2 separate regions of the Mus musculus genome follow, and region 2 is linked to region 1. A link is a loop called in an ENCODE intact Hi-C map of the cell type or tissue named here. Cell type or tissue: left cerebral cortex. All regions are shown on one strand. Each heading gives the region's core, and the rest is flanking DNA. Links, peaks and the distances in the headings are about the cores only.

Region 1 (7,433 bases), core at 1,777-5,776:
ATCCAAAGGGGTCCTTCATCTTGTCTGCCTGCTAACGGCAGGAGGGACACTTGGGTTTACCTCCCTCTTAACTACCAAGCTCTGTGCCCAGCCCAACCTTCCATTGCAAGTGGGATGTGAAGGACTTTGCATGATTACTGAGCTCTATGGTGCCCACTCCACACTGTTTTGTAGGGTAAGTGCCTGGCTCCCTTTGTCCTAGTCCCTGTTCTACTCAGTGAGGAGGGACCCTCAGTGAGCCTCTGAGTGGGGGAACAGGTCAGTAAATCCAAGCATGGGGGGAAGGTTGTAAGAGTCCCATTGCAGAGGTGTGTCAAGAAATCAGATTAAAAAGGTCTTAGAGAATAAGAGAATATGATCACACGGCTGGAGCCAGTCCTCCCACTGGCCTGCTGTGGAGAATGGATGGAGACTGATGGAGAAGTCCCTGGCCAGGGCCAACATCACAGAACCCTCCGGGCTGGCAGGATGGGTCAGGTTCTGTCTCCTCACCCACAACTGGGAGATCAGGTTTGGTTGATTTTGGAGGTGAAGTACCCCCTCCCCCAGCTCTCTCTGGCACATAAAGCCCATGTTTATATTATACAAATAAAATGCAAACCCAGTTCCAGAGGGGCTCTTTGTACCAGTCTGTAGGATCCGAATTTCTCCAACAGAGTTCAGTTGTGCTAACCTTGGCTGTGTTAATCTCACAGTGGTCATCAGCACTGGCCACCTCCCTATCTGAAGCTTATAGAAGAAAACTGGATCTTGCCACTTTCTGATCCCTAGTCATGCCATGGGGTCACTGTCTTTCTGAGGCTGGGCAACCCCTTCTCTGTGAGGCAGGGCATCCTTTGCTCCTGGGGATGCAGCAGGCCTGGTCTTCATCTCTTTTTGCTTACAGCACCCATTCACCTATCTCTGCCTGGCCTTCCTTCACCATGGGAGCTAAGGATGCTACACTTCTTCCTCAGAGACCTGGGGTAGGACGGTGTAGACTTAGCTGAAAGCAATCTGGCAACATTCCAGGAGCTGTGGCATTCACCGTTAACATCTTCCAGGCCTAAGTGAAGTCAGCTGTGAGCCCACCCGGACCAAATCAGAACCTCAAATAAAACTCACACGGCCCCACACCGCCCTCTGCTGGCAGCCTGGAGTAGCGGCTGCTCCTTACCTCGCATCCTCTGACCTTGTCTACTCTCTCTAGCTTCCCGACAGCATCTCATCACAAGCCAGCCATTCCCTTGAGCAGCCCTGGCCTGTGTGGTGCCCTACAGTTGTTAATTCTTCTGACACTGTCAATGGAGCCAGTGCTGAGTGCTGAGACCTTCTCAGCTGTGACTGGCAAGGCCAGAGTCACCCTGCAGCATCCTGGAATCTCCAGTGGGAGACATGGGACTCACATGGGCCAAAGAAAAGTACCTCCCATCGTCTTAGTTAGGGTTTTACTGCTGTGAACAGACATCATGACCAAGGCAACTCTCATAAAGACAACATGTAGTTGGGACTGGCTTACAGGTTCAGAGGTTCAGTCCATTATCACCAAGGCAGGAACATGGCAGCATCCAGGCAGGCATGGTGCAGGAGATGCTGAGAGTTCTACATCTTCATCTGAAGGCTGCTAGTGGAAGATTGGCTTCCAGGCAGCTAGGATGCAGGTCCTAAAGCCCACACCCACAGCGACACACCTATTCCAACAAGGCCACACCTTCCAATAGTGCCACTCCCTTGGGCCAAGCATATACAAACCATCACACCCATCCAAGTCCATTTTTGTGCTGTTCCCTGTCTAAGGCTTGGGGTTGACATAGTCTAAATGCATTGTTCTGTGGGTGTTCAGAAACTTGGGGTGCATCTCTCAGTACCATATGAATGTGGGGATAAGGCTGGCTTTGAGTAGATACAAGGTCAGAGGTAGAGGGAGTTTGTGATGTGTAAGATGTCACCCATAGACTCCTGTCTCTGCCTGGGACAGTCCAGGGTCCTGTCTGCTCAGGGGGGTTCAAATCTGTTGTCACGATTTGAACCCAGATGCTGTCCTGTGTTGTATAACTCGGGGCTAAAGGGAGGTTGATGTGGTTTAGACATTACAGTCCATCACTAAGGGATATCAAGGAAGAAACCTAGACACGGGAACAGAGGCCACAGGGAAACGCTGCTTACTGGCTTGTCCCCCGTGGCTTGCTTAGCTTGCTTTCTTATACAACCCAGGACCACTTATCTAGGGATGGCACAACCACAGTGGGCTGCCCCCCCCCATCAATCAATAATCAATAAAGCACCTTTTTGATTTGCCCACAGGCACTTTTAAAATTTTTATTTATTTTATGAGTACACTGTCGCTGTCTTCAGACACACCAGAAAAGGACATCGGATCCCATTACAGATGGCTGTGAGCCACCATGTGGTTGCTGGGAATTGAACTCAGGACCTCTGGAAGAGCAGCTAGTGCTTTTAACCGCTGAGCCATCTCTCCAGCCCAGAGGGAGGCACTTTTCCAGTCAAGGTTCCCTCTTCCCAAACGATTCAACCTTATGTTAACCTGACTCCCCCGCATAACAAAACAAAAACAAAACAAAACAACCCTCCCCCCGCCCCAAAGTCCGGGCATGTCGCTCTTGTTTTATGGCTTACACTGCCCTGCATTTCCCTAGCATGGAGCTTTATGGAACGGTATCCACTCCAGTGTAGTGATGCCCGCACTACATGGATGCCCACTCAGCTTGCTGGGCAGGACTCCTGTCCTTACAGGTGGTCTGTTTTTGGTAATTGCAATGGACCCTGGTCCCTCATTACCTCCTTTGGGGTATGGACATGCCAACACATATTGCATTAGTTTATCCCATCATACCTAATAGGAATGTATATATCTTTCAAAAGTTTGTGTGCAGACTTGACTATAGAGTGTGATGTAACAAGGAGAGGGTTCTCTCTCTCTCTTTCTCTCTCTCTCTGTATGTGTGTGTTAGCTGGGGTTCATGGTGTTTGTGTTAGCCGAGAATTCATGGAATTCATGAAATTCTATAGAGGAACAGAATGCATGTATGTTATAATAGGGGGATTCAATAAATTGTCTTATACCACAGGGCACTTGGGAAGCAGAGGAATAAAGATCACTGTGAATTCAAAGCTAGCTTGGTCTAGACAGTGAGTTATAGACTGGGCAGGACTACCTAGTGAGACCCTGCTTCAAGCAAGTAAGCAAATGAAAACAAAGCATCTCTCTCTCTCTCTCTCTCTCTCTCTCACACACACACACACACACACACACACACACACCACCATCACCACCACCACCACCTCCTCTCTGTCAATTCCCCACTCAGGCAGAGTTTGAGATTTGAGGTGTGTTGCCAGGGACATAAGCTCTTGGTCCTGCTCATTGCTTCTGAGATGGCATGTCCCCTTCCCCAGGATGACCCTGTTGTACATCTAACCTTCTTCCTGGCACAGAGATTACTAGGTGCCTTTCCGTGCAGCTGTCCTTGTGCCCCCCTGGTCTGGCTGCTGCAGTCTTTCTAATCTGTGACCCTACCCCTAACCCTAATCTGCCTCTCATGTTCTCTTCCAGAGGATGGATCTGCTCCACATATTGTGAGCGTGCAGCTCCAGTGACCACTAGAGGGCGCGCTTAGGCACCCACAGGCATTTGTCACTGTCTTCTTGGATACATCAAAGGAGGTGGTAATCTGGTCTCCTAGGAGAGACTGTGCTGGTGACAGCCCAGAGACAGGTGAGCCTGTGTGAGTCCTTGCCCCGCCCCCGCCCCCGCCCCACTTCCATTCAGAAAGGTTTGGTGGGAGCTTTCAGTGCTGCTGTGGGGGAGGGTGTGTGTGGGGGGGGCAAGGAAGGTTTTTAGCCATGGAGAGGTAGAACATCAACAGGAGCACCATGCTGGCTGCTCAAAGCAAGGATTATTCATGAAGAACCAAGTGCAGGCCCCAGCAGGTTACCAGCAAGGGCCACCACATAGCTAGAGGCCCCCTGACTAGTCTCAGCATCTCTGCCTCTCACTGTGGAGAGGAACCTCATAGATGTACAGGTTTCTGGAGCCCAGACCTCAGGACTCAGGGAACATTTAGACAAGACCCCTAACTGGATAAAGTTCGCATCACACCGAGCGGCAGGCAAACAACATCCCGGGTGACTGATGATGCTGTTTGGTCCATCCAGTGCTGACAGGCAGAGACCAGCACTGTTGCATCGAGAGGGGCCGCACTGAAGCAGCTGTGGCTTCACATCAAAGTTTGCTGTTCTGTCTATGGAGTGGTGTGGATATGGAGTGGAGATATGGAGTGTGGATATGGAGTGGATATGGATATGGAGTGGAGAGTTTTATGTCAGCTTGACACAAGCTAAAATTATCTGAGGGAAGGGAACACCTCTGTAATATCAGGTTGCAGGGAAGCCCTGAAGGCATTTTCTTAATGAGTGATTGACAGGGAAGGGCCCAGCTCATTGTGGTGGCTCCATCCCTGGGCTGAAGGTCCTGGGTTCTATAAGGTGGCAGGCTGAGCGAGGCATGGAGAGCAAGCCAGGCAGCAGCACCCCTCCTGCCTCCAGCCTCCTGTCCTGAGTTCCTGCCCTGACTTCTTTCAGTGATGAACGGTGATACAGAAGTGTAAGCTACGTAAAGCCTTTTCTCCCCAAGTTGCTTTGGTCGCCATGTTTCATCACAACAATGGTAACCCTAAGACAGGAGTGAACTCACGCCCTTTCCAAGATCTCAGGCTGGAAAGACTATTCCCAAATGAGCCCAAATGTTATCCCTGAGCCTTCCCTGGGGACCTGAAAGGCAGAGGTGGAGAGAGGGTCCTGACAGCATTAGTCACAACTCTTAGGTTTTAGAGCCCCAGTGTGTACCTGTGCTTCCCTGACACCTGACTCTTATAGAGCCTTGAGCAGGGCACCCCCTGATGCAGCTGCTAGGGCACAGGGAGGAGACATGGCAGAGCTGTCTTGGCTGTGCCTCTGCGGGAGTTGGAGCGGGGTAGTGGCAGCTCTCATGTTCCAGGGGTTTGAGCCTCACCTGGTGCTGTTGGAGACCAGGGTCACATGATCTCAGCAGAGGACTGTGGGTTAGGCATCTAAGGGAATACAACCAAGAGACAGTTGCAGAGAGAGTGCTCAGAGAGCAGGCCGACTCCACAGTGGGTTGGACCACACAAGCGATCAGAACCCTTTACCAGGCAGACACACCCATCTTCAGCTGGTGGAAATGTGGATTTGACTCAGCAAAAAAACCTGCCAAAATCACTTGGAGCATTTGACACCAAATGCACGTAAAAATTTTTATATAAAATATTTTATTAGCAGTTTTATTTCTTCCAAGTATCTAACTTTTTATATTAACACAGTCTGCTCCTCGAGCTCCCCCTGCTGGGTTCCGTTTGTCTGTCTGTCACATTCTCATTCTCCTTTAGTTCGTATTCAACAATAGCCATAAGAGACTTTCGTCTCTTGCGCTGTAGGCGTGGATGAATTTTCTCTTTCCTCCTTGGAGTAAAGGTGACTGGGAAGGACTTGGAGGCCGCTGGGCTACTGACATGAAGGAAAAGCTACAGAATAACCCTATTGGACATGCGCGTGAGTGGGCCTGCCCACGTGCTCATGTGCACAACGTGCACGAGAGTGCATGTGCAAAATCACAGATAAACATTCCCGAAGTACACAGACACCAGTGCGTCTGACCGGTGGTGGCCCACTAGTGCTGTCTAGGAAAGAACGGGGCCACCCCCACTGAGATGCAAGCAAGGCTGGCCTCTGGGTAGGCTAAAGGCATTCATAATGGGCTCTTGGGATGTAAATCCCTCAGGGGACAGAGAGCAGACTGGCTACTCCCCTCCGCCTTCTCTTTGAGTGGTAGAGCAACTGACGGAGTAGATAGCCACTGCACCCGAGTTGCATTTTATGTTTGCACAATGACTGCTGGAAAAGCCAGAAAGCAGGGACTCAGATGTCTGACAGGGGCTCTGATGGCCCTCAGTATCTTGCCAGCCCCTTCCCGCCCCAATGCTACCTAGAGAAAGAGAGAGTAGCTGCCCATGAAAGTAAGCCCAAAAGGAAGGTGTCTTCCCTGGCCTCGGGGCCTGGAACAGGGGGAAAATCAGATCAATGAAGGTTTGATGGGTGACTACTAGATGGAGAAGCCAGAAGGGATTGCACTGTGCCCAGACACTTCCCAAGGGAAGGTGTTTGCCTTCAGTCTGTTTTTCTGTTGTCAGGGGCACACTTGGGTATTTTCTGCTTTGCAGATATTGTCTGCCCCCTGCCTTGGGTTTGGGTTTCTCAGAAATTCTAAGCTTCATGTTCCATTTTCTGGTTCTAATGGGTGCCTCTCTCCACCTCCAGGTGAAGAAGAAAGATTCTTGCCCCTACTGTGTGCAACATTCGCTGATTCATCCCCTACTCCCTAGAAGTAACACCAGAGAGTTTAACTCTCTCTGGACAAAGGGTAGAAGAGGAGGCAGGAGAGACTGGGGTGGGGGTGGGGGTGGGGGGTGGACAAAGAAAGGGGTAGACAGAGGCTAGCAGCCCCACCCTTATGCTCAGCCTTTTCTGAGCCTCAATCTGACACGGCCCCACAGGCCTCTCTCTGACAAAGCCCTGTAAATTCTGTCCTTGGGCTGTTGTTTTTTACGTGAGGACTTTTATTTTATCAGCCAACAGGAGGAGGTGGTGTAGCCTTAAACCCAATGCAATCCTTCCTTTCAACTGAAGGAACTCACCTTCTAGGGAACCCAACTGCAAGGGAAGTCTGACTTTAACGTCCGTGGCAGGTAGGCGCACACTTCCCGGTATCTCCTACCATGACTAAGACCAATGGGAAGAAGAAGAAGAAAAGGGAATGGTCTAGAAATCCAGGCAGCATCTCTGGGATTCGGGCTATGTATGGGGAAAGGTAGAACCACACACCATGGCCCCTATGGACAGTGGATAAGGGACAAGGGTGCAGAGTCCCCTAGGATGGCTGTCAGCCTTCCTCGAGTCTGCAGAGCTTGAGCAATGCTGGGTGACCTCTGACCCCTCGCCTGTTCTGGTCAACATCCTTTATCAACTTCCCAGGATACCCTGTCCTGCACCAGCCTGGCAGCTCTTGTATCCTGAGCTCAGACTCCGCCCCGTGGAAGGATCCCACGGCACTCTCACTTACATAGGGTGAGTGACAAGCAGGTCTCAGGGTCTAGGAGAAACCTGGACAGGAAAGAATCCCTCCAGAGGCTGAGGAACCCTTCCAGAGTGAAACATGGACCACCCTGCCTGTGACTGACAGCACACAGCTCTCCGAGGAGACAGAGCCTGCCGGGCATGACCCACCATGTCAAGACATGCGTGCGGACATGGATGGAATGGGTTCTTTGGCACCAACCCCATCAAGTGCCGGACTGAGGTTTGTCCACCCAACACCCATTCTTTTCAGCTCAGACTTCACAGCTAATAGCAGCCAGTTC
Region 2 (7,433 bases), core at 1,608-5,607, 370 kb before region 1:
GTGTGCACTGCTGTACGTGGCTCACACCTGGCTTCTGGGGACTCAAACTTAGATAGCTAGGCTGGCCCAGCTGGCACTTCATCCACAGAGCCTCCCAGCCTCTAAGTACGTTCTTTTAATACAGATACTTTCAGTCACACTGTCAGATTTGCCCATGGTTCCTCAGGATGACGTTATGAGAGCTAGCTCTCTCCATTCACTCTTGCTTTAACGTGGCTAGCTGGCAAGCATGGAACAGGAAGGAGGGCCGGGCGGAGAGATGGTCTCCCGTGAAAGCCACGGGACACGAGCTTGTTTTCTTACCTGCGAAATGAAAGCTGAGTAGCTCTCGGCGACTAGCTGTTAGCTTGTCCATTTTTGAAACAGACAATTACAAAACTAAGACTTTGACATGTCCCCAGAAGCTGTAGCTACCGAAGGAACACATCTCTGGATGCCATCAGGCTTGGGCACATATCAGAAGTCTGAGGCTGCATCTGCCCCAGACCAAAAGGCTGGCATCTTGATGCAGAGGGCCAACAGCCCTGATATACATGAATAATGAATAGAACTCGGAGGGCTGGAGAGTTGGCTCGGTGGTTAAGAGCACTTGTAGTCCTTTGAAAGGACCTGGGTTCAGTTCCCAGCACCCATGTGGTGGCTTATAACCATCTGTAAGTCCAGTTCCAGCTGATGTAGCATCCTTCTCAGACCTCAGCAAGTACCAAGCATTCACACTGTACATAGACAGACATGCCGTACACAGGCATACACGCAAAGCAAAACATCCATACATGTAAAATTTAAAGAAGATAGGGCTGGCGAGATGACTCAGCAGTTAAGAGCATTGACTGCTCTTCCAAAGGTCCTGAGTTCAAATCCCAGCAACCACATGGTGGCTCACAACCACCCATAATGAGATCGGACACCCTCTTCTGGTGTGTCTGAAGACAGCTACAGTGTACTAATGAATAATAATAAATGAATCTTTAAAAAAAAGAAAATTTAAAGAAGATGACAATGAAGATGGAGGAGGGGGAAAGGAGGAAGAGGAGGGGGAGGAAGGAGAGGAGGGAGAGGAAGAGAGGGATTTGGAGGAGGAGGGGGAGAGCGAGGGGAGGAGGGAGAGGAGTATCTGCTTTCACTCTGTCTACTTCCCCAATTTCATCTTAGGTGTGCCACCCCCCACCCCACCCCCACCCCCCGTGGCTAGCTGAGGGTCAAATCCACATCTGCTCTCTTCCCATCTGGTCATATCTTCTGGCTAGGGTCACCCTACTTCAGTTTCCCCTTTCCCATATTGAAACCTGCCTGTGTTCCCGTACTCCCTGGCCCCCCGCCCAAGTTGCCGGCTGTGTACATAACATAATGCTATCTGATATGCAAAGGACCTGGACCATAAATGCCAGCCACCGTGTGACTGAATGCTCTCAGAACCATATTAAACAGCCAGAGCTCGGGAGAAATTAATAAGCTTTTTAATTAAAGTAACATGGCCAAAGTGCTTTCATTTCAATAGACAATTGATATAAAATTAATGAGATATTTTACACTATCTCATCGTACTTGAGTGTTAAACCTGGTGGCTTTCTGCTCTTTCTGGGGACCTTGCGAGACACAATAGCTCTGGCCATCTTCATAAAGGAATTGTGCTATAGACCCATGATGGCAGAGGTATGTAGTCACACCGAATGCAGTACTTCACACTGTCACCAAAATACACCAGGGAAGACAGGATCTGCAGTCAGTGGAATGGCCCTGAGGCAAGGTCAGGGCTAGATGGCTGGGCTCTTGAAGGATCTGGAAGCTGACCAAAATCATTGACTTTGCCTCCGAGTGTTGGTCACCCCCAACCTCTTTCTCCCTTAAGTTGCTGTAGGTCAGGGTTGCTTTTAGCAGAAAAACAGAGATGAAGCATCCAAACTGGTAGGGGCAAAAAGAGAGTGGAAGGTGCCGGAGGCTGGGGAATCGGTGCTTGGGAGGATGGGAGGATGGAAAGTTCTAGACAGGGGTGGTGACGGCTGCGTGGCAGTATGAACGAACTCTTAGCAAACTACACCTCAGGTAGTCAAAATGATAAATGTTGTGTTATGTGTACAAAGGATTCCATGCATAGACACACTTTTCCTTGCATGATTGAACTCTAACCGCAGGTAGCCATTTCTAGAGGACTCTGAAAACGCTGACCAAGAGTCTCCAACAACACAAGACAGTCCTGGTCCTCAGTGGCAGTGACATCTGGTTTAGAAGCCCTAGGGACATACCTTTAGTGGACGCCTAAGGCACGTGGGAGCCACATACATCCTGACCTGTTCCCTGCTGAGACAGCACACTCTCAGACGCTACTAGGCAAGGATACCCAACATGGGGATTAAGCTATTCTGCCTAAGAGTGTGGTGAGATTAAGACACCTAAACCTGGCTTCCCAAATTCCACAGCCTGTTGCCATACAAAGAAAAGTCTCTCTCCTTTCCCCCATCTACCCCAAGACACGGTTTCTCTGTGTAGCCCTGGGGGTGGTAGTGGCAAAGTCTTAAAGGAGTCTAGGTTGCTCTAATTTGTTTTGTAGCTGAGGCTAGCCTTGAACTCCTGATCCTCTTACATTTGCATCCTAAATGCTGGGGTCATAGGTGTGCATGCTTCCGCACTTAGCATGGATGACATTTCTGAGGAATTTCTTGACCTCTTTGTCCTCAGGACAAAGGTGTCTGGTGACCTGGATCCAGTCTTCAGCAGGAAACTGGTCGGCTCAATTGGCTTGACCTCTGTCACCAATGTAATTTCACAGTGGTTCTCTGTCCTCTGCTCTGGGGCTGCAAACCTTCAGTTTCTCTTGCTGCATTGAGAGGAGAGCCGTGGTCTCTGGCTCCCTGCAAAGCTCCCTGCCTGGTCCCTGCACCTGCTGAGCTGTTGAGCAGCAGTCTGCCTGGATGAACTTTGATTCCCCACCTCCCACCCTGCCAGGAACTTTTCCTTTCACACACTCTGGCTGTTTAATATGGTTCTGAGAGCATTCAGTCACACGGTGGCTGGCATTTATGGTCCAGGTCCTTTGTATATCAGATAGCATTAAGTTATGTACACAGCCGGCAACTTGGGGGGCGGGGGGGAGCAGGGAGTACTGAAACACAGGCAGGTTTTAACATGGGAGAATGAAGGTCTGAATGTTTGTACACTCAGTCCTTTTCTTTGTTCCCTGTGACCTGTGCTCTGCTGCTTTGGGGAATGATCTAACACTTCTCCTTAATTGTGTGGGAATAATGTTCTTTTTGGCTTTCTGAATTCTAAGAGGAGATAGAGGTCACTTTTATGCATTTTACTGGAGCCAGAGCCTAACAAGGTCCCTCTGTGAGTTCATCTCCTGCGGGATTTCTTCCCTAAGGGTCCTGGATAATGGCAGTCTAACACATCATCCCATAAGCCCACAGCAGGAAAGAGATGGCACAGAAAACTGGGTCACCCAGGAGGGTTTATGAGTCTAGCTTCAAAGATGGGGGAGGTTAGAAAAACCCATTTTCTAACGCAAAGGGCACAGGCAGCTGCTGCTTGCTTTAGGTAGCAAGGCCAAAGAGGAGCTTATTGCTCAGAGCAGGCACATGCGCTGTAGGGAGGCCTGACCAGTGAGCAGCTTTGCTCCTTAGCAAAGGCAAGGACAGAGAGGATCGCAGTTATTCTGCCAGCGAGGGCTACACACCACACGGAGCATCCCACCCACTCAGACACACTCTTTTCCAGCACCGTGAAGTGTGTGCCACGACAGTGTGTCACAGTCAACCAGAGCCCAGGTAACCTAGTTTTAAATGATCCATGGTTAAGAAAGATTCTCAAGGGAAATTAAAACAAAGACTGTGAACTGAGGAGAAATGAAAATACATTGTATCAAATTCAGCCCCGGGGCTCGCAGCTAAAGCCTAGCTGGGAAGGAGATTTACACCGGGAAAACCAGAAGGGAGACAAAAGATCAAGTCTCTTAACTAGACTTCAATCCAGATAAGAAGGACCAAATAATAAACCCAAACAGATCTGAAGAAGGAAATCTAGGAAGTGAAATTAAAAACAACGCAAGAAGTCTGCAACAGAACGGAGCCGGCCCTTTGAAAGGATCAATACGCATCTTGCAGGGCTGAGAAAGGAGAGGACCAAACGCTAATAATAATGGGAATGGAAGAGACTCTGCGGCCGGCCGCAAGGGTGTGACCAAGGGACCCTGCAAAGCACCCACACCTGTAACACTGACAGCTTACAGAGAGGGACCGACTGTTGGAACTGCACAAATTAGCAAATACATCTTCCACAAGATACCGATTTCAAAAGCTCCTTCCACTATGAAATGGAATGATTAAAATGTACCATCACCACTGCCTGGCAGTGGCCGTAAGCCTTTAATCCCAGCACTTGGGAGGCAGAGGCAGGCAGATCTCTGTGAGTTCGAAGCTATCCTTGTCTTCATAGTGAATTCCAGGACAGTCAGACTATGTAAGAGACGATGCGTTTCAAAAGAAATAAATAAGTAAATAAGTGATCCACTTCTTGGGGCTGGAGACATGGTTCAGGGGTTAAGAGTACTGTCTGGTCTTCCAAAGATCTCAGGTTCAATTCCCAGCACCCACATGGCAGCTCACAACTGTCTGCAACTCCAGTTTCAAGGGACCTGTTGCCCTCACAGCAATGCACATACAATAAAATTAAATAAATTATTAAAATGTACCATCAACAGAAACACAGCTCCTGCCTCAAGGGGAAGAGGAGACAGCTTATTCTGGAGCTAAATGTAAATGGCCGTGACCCAGGAACACGAAGTTTACTCTGGATACTACACATTCCAGCACTGTATCAGTCCTGTGAAGTTTTTACAGTAATGGAACAAAGCAAAGCTTAAATCAAGGCTCTTTAGAACACATTTGTGGGAATATCAGATAGACGGTTGGGGTGCGGGGGTTCAGCAAAGCAGGGAACCCCTGCCATGGCCTTGACACTGTTTGAGGGCACTTAGCCTGTGGGTGGGTAGAAGGTAGGGGTCTGTTTGTATGTTCCAGAAAGATTTAACTAATAGTCACAGGCTATTATATCACACACAGAGGTGGCCAATAAATGGCTCTGAGGAGGCTAAGATAACCCAGGATAATTTGGCTCTGGACCAGCAACATTCCAACTCCCCCAGCTCAGAGGTGGCAATGACTCAATCAACCTGATAGAATCTTTACATGGGTGTGGCTTTTTCTGGAACCCTCAGTTCATGGCCCCTCTCTATTCTCTCCCCCCCCCACCCCAAAGCCTATTGTTATTCCAGGCATTTGAAGAGGAACTGGCACCAACCTTTACCCCCTTTTGCAAAAACGCAGAGGAGACAGAAGCCCTTCTCAATTACTCTATGAATTAGTGTTGCTTCACATCAGAGAGACAATAAATGTCCATGTAGAAATCCTTAGCTAAAGACTAGCAACACTTTTATTGATTCTCTGAGAGTTTCCCATCATGTACTCAATCGCAATCCCTCCCATGTCCACCCTGCCTTGTGACTTCCCCCTACCCCCAAAGAAGCAACAAATAAAAAGAAATAAGAAACAAACGAGTTCACTTTGTTTTAACTGCATACTCTCTGGAGGGTGGTTAGACTCCCGTGGCCTGCTCCTAAGATAGAACTGTGTCCTCCGTTCCCACGCCTCCACCAGGAACCATCAATTGTGAAGAGCCACTCTTTGGCATCTTCTTCATTCTTTTGTTTGTTTGTTTTGCCATTTTAGACAGGGTTTCTCTGTGGAGCCCTGGCTGTCCTGAACTCGATTGTAGACCAGGTTGTCCTCGAACTCACAGAGATCCACCTGTCTCTGCCTCCTGAGTGATGGAATTAAAGGCGTGAACCACTACACCCACCTGGCTCATCACTCTCTTAATTTTAAGAGTTCTCTTTGGTGGCTTCCTGCTAAACTGTTACTTTTGTAGGAATAGGGGAGGGGTGGGGCTGGGGTGGGGGAGGGTGAGATAGAACCCCTCCTTAAGCTGCTTTGCCAGGCATTTTGTCACAGCAGTGAGACATAACCGGTACAATGATATGATCGCCCGTGCTGGAAGTCCCAAAGAGTCCGCAAACCCTATGAAACAAAACAGCACAACAAAACCAAAACTTTATCCCTTCCCCAAACGTGTCAGCTTAGTAAGTCAACAGGACACCAGAGAAACGACACAAGTCAGTTATGTTTCTACCAATGAGCATGTGGACAATTGCCAGTTACGGTCTGGGTAATTGTTACATGTCTAGCCTGCCATTTTGTGCTTTTACTAATGGCATAAGGAAACTTTCTCAATACCCTGTTACTAGAATTTTCTGGGCTTTGTGCTTTGTTCTGTGATTGGTTCTTGGAAACCAATCACAACAGAAGTCAGTTAGAACTGGCGCACACCTTTAATCCCAGCACTTGGGAGGCAGAGGCAGGCGAATTTCTGAGTTTGAGGCCAGCGTGGTCTACAGAGTGAGTTCCAGGACAGCCAGGGCTATGCAGAGAAACCCTGTCTCGAAAAACCAAAAGGGAAAAAAACCTGCTTTGTATAATTAGCCACAATAAGCTTGGACCCAAACCAACCACGAGGTAGCACTTCCTGCACCTGTGTATGAACTTTTATTGTATACGCTGCCCCTGGGATGCACCCCAACATAAGAGAGACATCCGCACCAATATAAGAAACTATTTGGAAAAAAGACTTCCATTTTGAGTAGTGGTTGAGTAAAGTTTAAGTTCCCAAGACCTCCCTGGGAACTGACATCCTACTTGGCAGAGAGAGTCATGTATGTGGATAACTGACATCCTGGTTGACAAGTTAAGACATGAATGTAGACAAGGCAAGACCCCTGTCACGTTGAATAGCCCAATCAATGGGAGCAGGATAAGTGTACAGCAAAGATATGTTCCTAAGATAATCCCTTATCCCTAAATCCCGATTGGTGGAATAACACGGCACAGATGTTTGTAGACTTGACTGAGATGGGTGTTCATGTGGTTTGTGAGATGACTCCTGGACCCCAATAGCCTTAAAGGTATATTAGCATATCTCTTCACTCAGGAAAAATAAATATTGAAGTGTAAACCGACAAAGCATGTCTGGACTAGAGACTTAAAAAGTAGAAATAATAATGAAAAAAATAAATATCTAAATGAAAGCAGAGACATACCTTGTTCCTGGGTTGGAAGATCCAGTTTTTCAAGGATGTCAATTCACTCTAAGTTGAAATATACATTTAATTAAATGTCTATGAAGACACAACAAAATTACTGTAACTGTCTTCAGGCACACCAGAAGAAAGAGGGCATCAGATCCCATTATAAACGGCTGTGAGCCACCATGTAGTTGCTGGGAATTGAACTCAGGACCTCTGGAAGAGCAGTCAGTGCTCTTACTCATTGAGCCCTCTCTCCATCTAGCCCCACAACAAAATTTTATAAACACAGGCAAGATAA

The links. A loop is a pair of places that touch in the nucleus more often than their neighbours do. Peaks named below come from ENCODE experiments on the same cell type or tissue, not always from the same donor. Only the 100,000 strongest peaks of a DNase experiment are listed, where the experiment ranks them.
Region 2: a loop joins it to region 1, with 3.0 times the contacts of the local background. A loop is called at or near these places in 10 of 42 quality-filtered maps.

The regions. Positions count from the first base shown.
Region 1 is chr17:31,115,823-31,123,255 of GRCm38, reverse strand. It overlaps Abcg1 (ATP binding cassette subfamily G member 1), which reads right to left. Exons shown (of 15, transcript NM_009593.2): 15 at 5,272-7,433. Among named protein-coding and RNA genes, the nearest start is that of Tff3, 10 kb to the left of the region's middle. In left cerebral cortex, for the core only: CTCF peaks have their summits at 3,586 (motif pointing right) and 5,362 (motif pointing left); a DNase peak (open chromatin) is centred at 3,601.
Region 2 is chr17:31,483,082-31,490,514 of GRCm38, reverse strand. No RefSeq gene overlaps it. Among named protein-coding and RNA genes, the nearest start is that of Wdr4, 26 kb to the left of the region's middle. In left cerebral cortex, for the core only: no CTCF peak of the experiment used is centred there; a DNase peak (open chromatin) is centred at 3,577.